2 separate regions of the Mus musculus genome follow, and region 1 is linked to region 2. A link is a loop called in an ENCODE intact Hi-C map of the cell type or tissue named here. Cell type or tissue: left cerebral cortex. All regions are shown on one strand. Each heading gives the region's core, and the rest is flanking DNA. Links, peaks and the distances in the headings are about the cores only. Region 1 overlaps Tubd1 (tubulin, delta 1). Region 2 has its middle 17 kb from the start of Ypel2.

What was found. Peaks named below come from ENCODE experiments on the same cell type or tissue, not always from the same donor. Only the 100,000 strongest peaks of a DNase experiment are listed, where the experiment ranks them.
Region 1: a loop joins it to region 2, with 3 times the contacts of the local background. A loop is called at or near these places in 17 of 42 quality-filtered maps.

Annotation. Positions count from the first base shown.
Region 1 is chr11:86,552,798-86,557,189 of GRCm38, reverse strand. It overlaps Tubd1 (tubulin, delta 1), which reads right to left. Exons shown (of 9, transcript NM_019756.3): 4 at 4,186-4,392; 5 at 1,886-2,117. Among named protein-coding and RNA genes, the nearest start is that of Tubd1, 10 kb to the right of the region's middle. In left cerebral cortex, for the core only: no CTCF peak of the experiment used is centred there; a DNase peak (open chromatin) is centred at 1,873.
Region 2 is chr11:87,008,799-87,013,190 of GRCm38, reverse strand. No RefSeq gene overlaps it. Among named protein-coding and RNA genes, the nearest start is that of Ypel2, 17 kb to the right of the region's middle. In left cerebral cortex, for the core only: a CTCF peak has its summit at 2,483; a DNase peak (open chromatin) is centred at 2,492.

The DNA.
Region 1 (4,392 bases), core at 111-4,110, 460 kb after region 2:
GTTGTGTATACCATTATTCCCAGCACTTGGGATGTAGAGGCAGGGCGATTTCTGTGAGTTCAAGGCCAGCCTTGTCCAGAATGAGTTCCACGATAGCTAGAGCTACCATAGTGAGACCCTGTCTCAAAAAAAAGAAGATGGAAGGGAGGGAGGGAAGAAGAGAGGGAGGAAGGGAGGGAGGGAGGGAGGGAGCAAGGAAAGAGAACCAGACAAAAACAAAATAAATACGATACACTTTGCCAAAAGAATTATCAAGAGAAATATGGATGACTAATTCACTAAACTCCAGGAAAATCAATTATAAAAGATAATTAAGATATTTCTCTTTCATTCTATAGTCACTAAATGTTCCTTAGAAAATGTTCCAGATCTTCTATTTATCTTGCTAAATGATAATCAAACCTGTTTGGGGATAGAAAGATAGGTTGGTGGCAGAGAGCGACCAAACGAAAATTCGTGGCATGAGGCAGGCCTGGGGTCCTACAGTTCCAGAGTCTGAGGAAGAGACCAAGAGGATCTTGTTAGCCCAGGAGTTCAAGACCAACCTAGACAACAGAGCAAGACCCAGAATAAAATAAATACATAAAAAGCAAGAAGAGAGGACAGATTGCGACAACCTGTAATTCATGCCTCTAGGGGGTCATCTCCACCCCCAGTGGCTTACATGCTCAGCCATGGTCTGCTATTAAGTCATGTGCTAGGCCGTTCTGCTGTCCCTCTTACTCTGACTTGGCCTAGCAATTCCAGGGCCTGGCTGAGACCCTAGTCTACTGGCTTCTTTTTTCTCAGACCTTCTGAGTCTGTCTTCCCCATCATCATCGAAATCTTAGACTGCCCTACTCCTTATTTTCCCTATCAGAGCGCAACCATAGGACACGACACCACATGGCAGCCTGGAGTCTCTCTGCATTTTCATTCTCTTCTTCTCTTCTTCATGTTCCCCTCCCCTATCTTCCCTCTTTCTTCATTATTGAAAAGTAGCAAGACTTTACCAAAAGAAAAAAAATGACAGTATAGTCAGAGAATGCTCTGTCAAGCATGGCAGCAGGTAACATGACTGACAGCAAACCCTCCCCCCAGTTTCCAATCCTTAAACACAATGCCAGGCCAATTAAAGGCCCACATCACCACCATCACTACTGCCTCCTTCTCTCCCTCCTCCTTCTCCTCTCCCTCCTTCTCCTCTCTCTCTTCCTTCTCTCCCTCCTCCTCCTCCTCTCCCTCCTCCTCTTCTCCCTCTTCTTTCTCCTCTCCCTCCTCCTCCTGCTCTTTTTCAAAGACTTATTTTCTGTGTATGGATGTTCTGCCTGCATGTAGGTATGTGCACTATGTGCATGCCTGGTGCCCTGAGGTCAAAAGAGGGAGTCAGAGCTCCATGACCTGGAGTTATGGATGCTTGTGAATCACTAGAGGAGCCAGGAATGTCCTCTGCAAGAACAAGTGTTCTTAACCACTAAGCCATCTCTGCAACCCAGCCCCATAATTTCTGTGGACTCCACATCTATCTACCTCTTATCTGTTGGTTGTAGTTCAGTAGTGTAAGACCTGAGCTTCTGTCCCCAGCAGTACAAAACACATTCACTTTCTACCCAATGAATGTTCTACCAAGTGCTTGCTATTTGCCATGCCCTGCTTTAGGCCCTAGGAGAACAGTGGTTCTACAAACGGTGTAGTCGGTGAGAAGCATTTAGATCCTCACACCATATGCTTCTGAGAAATGTAGTAACTTCTTGAGCTGATTCAGTAAGATAGCTCAGGGATGAAGGCAGGGTTTAGGGTATGTATCTTGGCTGTATCTCCAGGCAGAGGGGAGGAGACAGTGAAAAATAACTTTGGGTCTCTCAGAACATACGGTTTTTCTACAAGTAACAGAAGGGTGAAGTACCTAGTGGATTTCTGCGGTAGTGAAATGAGCTGTCCTCAGAGTATGTAGGCTGGAACACACTCCCCAGCTGGTGGGCAAGAACTTGATTTAAGTCTCTGAAGGAGATCTGCTTGATGTTCATCCGTTTGGCACAGATCTTATGGACAGCGTCATTCTCGTGAATGAGAAGGGCATCTGAAGACCGGTACAGGTGAGAGAGAGTCAAGATGGAGTTGTAGTTCTGCACAATGACCTAGAGAGAACAGGGTCAAAGACAGGAAGAGAGGCTGAGTAGTTAAAAAGTGTAGATGGCAGCCCTGGGGTGATGCTCACATCTTCAATCTCAGCACTCGTGAGGCAGAGGTGGAGGCAGAGGCAGGTGAACTCTGTGAGTTCGGGAACAGCTTGTTCTACAGAGTGAGTTCCAGGGTAGCCAGGGCTACACAGAGAAATCCAGTCTCAAAAAAACAAAAAGAAAAAAAAAGAATAACATCAATGAATTAAAAAATGATTTCATATCTCTCAGGAGCCCATCTCTGGGTTGGTCCTTCTAGTACTGCAAGGAGGGACTTTGTATTGGGGCCCATGGCACTGTGGCTAGTCTTCAAATGATCTTATTTCTCTCTGTTGAGAATTTTTTGTTTGTTTGTTTTTGTTTTTCGAGACAGGGTTTCTCTGTATAGCCCTGGCTGTCTTGAAACTCACTTTGTAGACCAGGCTGGCCTCAAAGTCAGAAATCCGCCTGCCTCTGCCTCCCGAGTGCTGGGATTAAAGGCGTGTGCCACCATGCCCGCGTACCAGTTTCCTGTTAATCTTCCTAGTAGGAAAACGAAATGTAAGAAATGATTCAGAAAAGAAGTGTGGTAGCAATAACTTTTTGTTTTGAGACTGTATAGCCCTGGCTAGTCCAGAACTTTGCTATGTAGACTGGCAGAGATTAACCCACCTCTTTACCTCTGCCTCCATAGTGCTGGGATTAAGGGCTGTGCCACCACAACCCACCTTACTGTATGCTTTACTTGTGTTATATCCTTCACCTTCAGGAGGCAGATATATTTGTCCCCATTTTACACAGAGGACAGCAGTGCATAGAGAAATTAGATAATCTCAGTGTGGTGGTGCTGGAGAGTAACAGACCAAGTCAACAGCCAGGCAGCATGACTGGGGAGTCTTCTTTTTGGGGGGGCATTTAAAGGCCACCATGATGAGCTTAATATTTTGTGTTTGTTTTGTTTTGTTTTTAAGGACACCTCAGTCCCACATTGGGCAGACAGCTCTAGAGGTGGAGGCCAGCCTAGACTGGGTAAGACTGTCTCAAAAAACCTAAAGCCAAAATGAAACAAAAGATTTAAAAAACAAAGGATACTTTACGTGTGTGGGAAATGTAACCAAAATTAAATTATTTGTTCACGTAAATATCACAATCAGTCCTGAAGCTGGAACTCAGCATTGCCAAAGAGCGGGATCCGTTTATTCACACTCACTCTATCAGCAAAGAGTGCTGGGCGAGAGAGAGCTCAGTGGTAAAGTGTAAGAGACTCCTCCAAAGGGCCAGGGTTTGACTCCACATGACATCCACATGACATCTCACATGACATCCACATGACATCTCACATGGCATCCACACGACAGCTCACAGCTGTCTAACCTCAGTCCCAGGGGGTCTGACACCACGTAAGGCATAGACAGCCATGCATACATACACAAATATAACATAAAAATAAATGAAATTTAAAAAGGAAGAAAATATACTATGATCTAATTACTTCTCTAGTGAGTATTTACCAAGGAGAAATAGCATATGATGATACCAGACTCCTACTTGTGGCTAAATAGATTAAAAAAGAGAAAGAGCAAAGAATTTACAACATTAACACTTTTCTTCTTCAGGGGCTGGAGAGATGGCTCAGTGGTTAGGAGCACTTGTTGGTCTTCCAGAGGACCTGAGTTTAGTTCCCAGAACCTACACGATGGCTCACCTTATGATCCTAGTACCAGAAACCTGCCCTCTTCCAGCTTCCCTGGGCACTGGCACGCATGTGTGCACATACATACAGGTGAGCAAAACACTTGTATAATAAACATAACTTCTAATTAACATGTTCATGGACTGGAGAGGTGGCTCAGTGGTTGAGAGCACTGGCTGCTCTTCCGGAGGGCCTGAGTTCAATTCCCAGCAACCACATGGTGGCTCACAACCATCTGTAATGAGATCTGATGCCCTCTTCTGGTGTGTTTGAAGACAGTGACAGTGTGCTCATATACATGAAATAAATACATTTAAAAAAACAAAACAAACAAACAAAAAACCATGTTCATACCTCACCCGTTCCATAAGGCCATATAATCTGGTTCATTTTCAAGGAACTGGAGTACTGATCTTGTAGCTTCTGTGTAACGAAGGCTCCCAGCCCTGATCCTGTTCCCCCGGCCATACTCATTATGATGAAAAATCCACTCAAAGAGTCACATTTCTCCACCTCTGTTTGGATTAAGTTCATTATAGATTCTTCATGCTTCGGTCCATG
Region 2 (4,392 bases), core at 146-4,145:
TGGGGGTCTGTGATACAATACTTGCCTAGCTTGGAAGAAGTTCTAGATTTGACACTCAGAAGTACAAAACACACACACAATTTTAAAAGGACAACTCAGTGTGTTGGTTAGTTTTGTTTTTGTTTTTTTTAAATCAGCTTGACACAAAGTAGGGTCATTTGTAAAGAGGGAGTCACAATTAGGAAAATCCCTATGTCAGGTTGGCTTAGACTCAAGTCTACGGGGCATTTTCTTTGTTAATGATAAGCATAGAAGGGTCCAGTCCGTTGTGGATGCTACTACCCCTAGACAGGTGGTCCTAGGGTGCATTAAACAAGACAAAAGAAAAACAAACAGCTCCCCAAGCTGATATGTACATAAATAAATAAAGTAAGTAAATAAGTAAGTAAGTAAGTAAGTAAGTAAATAGACAATAAATAGAAAGAGCTGAGGTTGTGGTCTGTGGAAAACCAGTTTTGGAATCTGCTTTCGCCAGTGGAGTGTCACTGAGTACATCAACCACAGTCCAGGAGACCCCATGCCAAAAAGTAGCTGCTCAACAGAACAAACTCAATGGTGTTTTATGAACTTTTTCCTTAGTTTTGCTTTGTTTAGGCCTTTTTTTGTGTTATTAGTCTTTTGCCAGTTTGTTTTAAATTTTGTTTTTGTAGGGAGTTTTTGTTTCTTGATTTCTGGTTCTGGCATTCTGTTATTGTGTATAGTTTTTTTGTTTTGTTTTGTTTTGTTGTTTTTCTTTTTGTTTTGAGAGAGAATATAAAACTTAAAATTGGGTGGGGAGGGGAAAACATGATCAAAATATATCCTATGAGAAATTTTTAATTAAAAAAGGAAAAGCAGTCCAGATTTGGGGGTGCACAACTATCCCCCACTCCACCCCACCCCCACCCCCTAATACTGAGTTTCACTGTGTAGCCCTGGCTGTCCTGGAACTCACTCTGTAGACCAGGCTGGCCTTGAACTCACAGAGATCTGCCTGCCTCTGCCTCCTGAGTGTTGGTATTAAAGGTGTGTGCCACCACCGCCCCACTTGGTCCACACTTTTAATCCCGGCACTCTTTGAGATCAGTCTGGTACACAGTAAGGTCTGGGCCAACCAGAGCTACAGAGTGAGCCTGTGTCCAATATAAGAGCAGCCGTGGGGGCTGGAGAGATGGCTCAGTGGTTAAGAGCACCTACTGCTTTTCCGAAGGTCCTGAGTTCAAATCCTCGCAACCACATGGTGGCTCACAACCATCTGTAATGAGATCTGACGACCTCTTCTGGTGCATCAGGGTTAGGTTAAGACAGCTACAGTGTGCTTAGATATAATAATAAATAAATCTTTAAAAAAAAAAAGAGTGGGGCTGGTGAGATGGCTCAGCAGGTAAGAGCACCCGACTGCTCTTCCAAAGGTCCTGAGTTCAAATCCCAGCAACCACATGGTGGCTCACAACCATCTGTAATGGGATCCGGTATCCTCTTCTGGTGTGTCTGAAGACAGCTGCAGTGCACTTACATATAATAAATAAATTTTAAAAAAAAGAGCAGATGGGGGTGGGGTGGGGGTGGGAGGAGGGCGAGATGAATCAGCAGGCAAAGTTTCTTGCTGTCCAGGGTGAGGACAGCAACCCATGTGGTGGAAGAGAGCTGACTCTCACAAACTGTCCCCTGACCACTGATGGCATATGATGGCAGGCATATGATGGCATGTGTGCACAGCACCCCAACACACAAAATAAAAAAGGACATTTTTTTAAAGCCAGAGTATGATCATTAATCAAGAAACTTTTAAGTTATTTATTTTTATTTTATGTGCATTAGTGTTTCACCTGCATGTGTATCTGTGTGAGCTTCTCAGATCCCCTGGAACTGTTTTACACAGCTGGGAAATGTAATCCCAGCTTGCGGGAGGCTGAGGCAGGATTGCTAAAAGTTCAAGGCTAACCTGAAATACCTAGTAAGTTTAAGACAGCCTGTGAGACCCTGTCTCCAAAGCAAAGCAAAAATAAACAAAATGTGTTTTTAAAATCCTAAATAAATAAAAGAATGTATCTCTCCACAACCTTCTTAAAAGGATTTATTTATTTTATGCATATATGAGTACACTGTAGCTGTCTTCAGACACACCAGAAGAGGACACCGGATCCCATTATAGATGGTTGTGAGCCACCATGTTGTTGCTGGGAATTGAACTCAGGACCTCTGGAAGAGCATTCAGTAGTATTAACCACTGAACCATCTCTCCAGCACCCCCCCCCCCAAAAATGAGGATCTTTGGCTCTCTCCATTATAGTTGTATTCACAGCTCTTGGCCTCAAATTTTTAAATTTCAGGGTGATCCCGAACGTTATAGGAAGCTCAGCGTGTATCTGGCCTCTACTGGTAGTGATGCTCCCAGAATGTTCTTAGATTTTGCCTGAGGCTGGTTGGGGTGAAGAGAGAACTCTTGGATTCATTAGGAATGACCAGGCCTGGAAAGCGGACACTGGGAAGCTATACCCAAGTTTAACCACAGGAGGTCTCCCTAGACCTAATTATGATTTGAGTCAGTCTTGCATTGGGTTGTGGGAACTACCGAATTGTTCTCTTTTGGTAATCTGAACACACCTGTTTTTATTTTTAAAAAATGCTGCCGGGCGTGGTGGTGCACGCCTTTAATCCCAGCACTTGGGAGGCAGAGGCAAGCGGATTTCTGAGTTCAAGGCCAGCCTGGTCTACAAAGTGAGTTCCAGGACAGCCAGGACTACACAGAAAAACCCTGCCTCAAAAAAACAAACAACAACAACAAAAGCTAAACCTGGTTGGGCCTGGTGGCACACATCTTTAATCCCAGCACTCAGGAGGCAGAGGCAGGTGGATATGTGATTTCCAGGCCAGCCAGGGCTACAGAGTGAGTTCCAGGAGAGCCAGGGTTACACAGAGAAACCTTGTCTCAAAAAAAAAAAACAAAAAACAAAAAAACAAAAACAGAAGTTACATTGATTTATTTGTGTGTGTGTGTGTGTGTGTGTAACTACAGTAGAGAAAGTTGACAAACTATAACCTGATATTTTGGCTGAGATGCCAGTAAGAAGAGAAAAACAACATTACGTAAAATCTCAGGAAATGGGAATTATTGGATTTAAAAATGTACTGATTGGTGCCTTCACTGTAACAAATGTTAATAAAACCAGGAAACTGGAGGGTGGGGTGGGGTGGCTTGTGCCTTTAATCCCAGCAGAGGCGAGTAGGTTTCTGGGAATTTGAGGTCAGCCTGGTCTACATCCTGAGTTCCAAACTAGCCAGGGCTACACAGTGAGACCCGGTTTTCAAAACAAAACAACAAAAGCCAGAAGCGCAGGTCCTCATTAGGCTGGAGACAGACGTTAATTTCCTTTCGAGAAATGAGTTTCGGCTGACGACCCTCATCCAGCTTACTTACTGGGTTATTTCTGAGGGTGATGTGTCCTGCACCCCATAACAGGCTTCACTGCGGAATATAGCTCTGCTTTTGTGGCTTCTTGCCAGTCTTTCTGTGACTTGCTCAGCGGAGTACTTGGAGGCAGGTAAGAGAGGGCTCAGCAGAGAGCAGAGAAGAGCACGGTGCCGACTCTAGATTCCTCTTCTGAAGAGAGGGTCTTGAGTTAAGCTGGGCATAGTGGCTTACGTCTATAATCCCAGTATTTGGAAAGCCAAGGTAGGAGACCACCTCAATCTTGAGGCCCTCATACTGTTGAGCTACAATGTGAGACCCTGTATCAAAACGACAACCAGACCATGGCCCAAGCAGGAGGGCTTGAGCTTCCATCCCTAGCACAGGGTAAAAGCTGAGCAATGAGTCTATAGCTTCAGCAATGTGGGCAGGGAGAAGCGAATCGCTGGATCATCGGCCAGCAGGTCTAGTTGAATCAGTGAGCTCTGGGTTCAGTGAGAGACCCTGTCTTAAAATAAAGTGGAGAAATTGGGCAGTGGTGGCGCACGCCTTTAATCCCAGCACTTGGGAGGCAGAGGCAGGCGGATTTCTGAGTTCGAGGCCAGCCTGGTTTACAGAGTGAGTTCCAGGACAGCCAGGAGAAACCCTGTCTTGAAAAACTAAAAAAAGGAGAGGAAGACATCACCTCTGGCCTCTCCACGCACGCGCGCACACACACACATACGCACACACACACATGAATGAATGTGTGCACACACAACTCAAGATCTTCAGGCTGGAGCACAGGTAGGTTAGCATACACAGCATACAGGAGGCTCTAGGTTCAATCTCTAGCACAGACCAAGGTTGAGGTGAGACAGATAGACAGACATACAGAAAGAGACAGACAGACACATAGACACGGGGACACACACGGGGACACAAACACATGCACACACACACACACACAGGAGAGAGAGAGAGAGAGAGAGAGAGAGAGAGAGAGAGAGAGAGAGAAACCA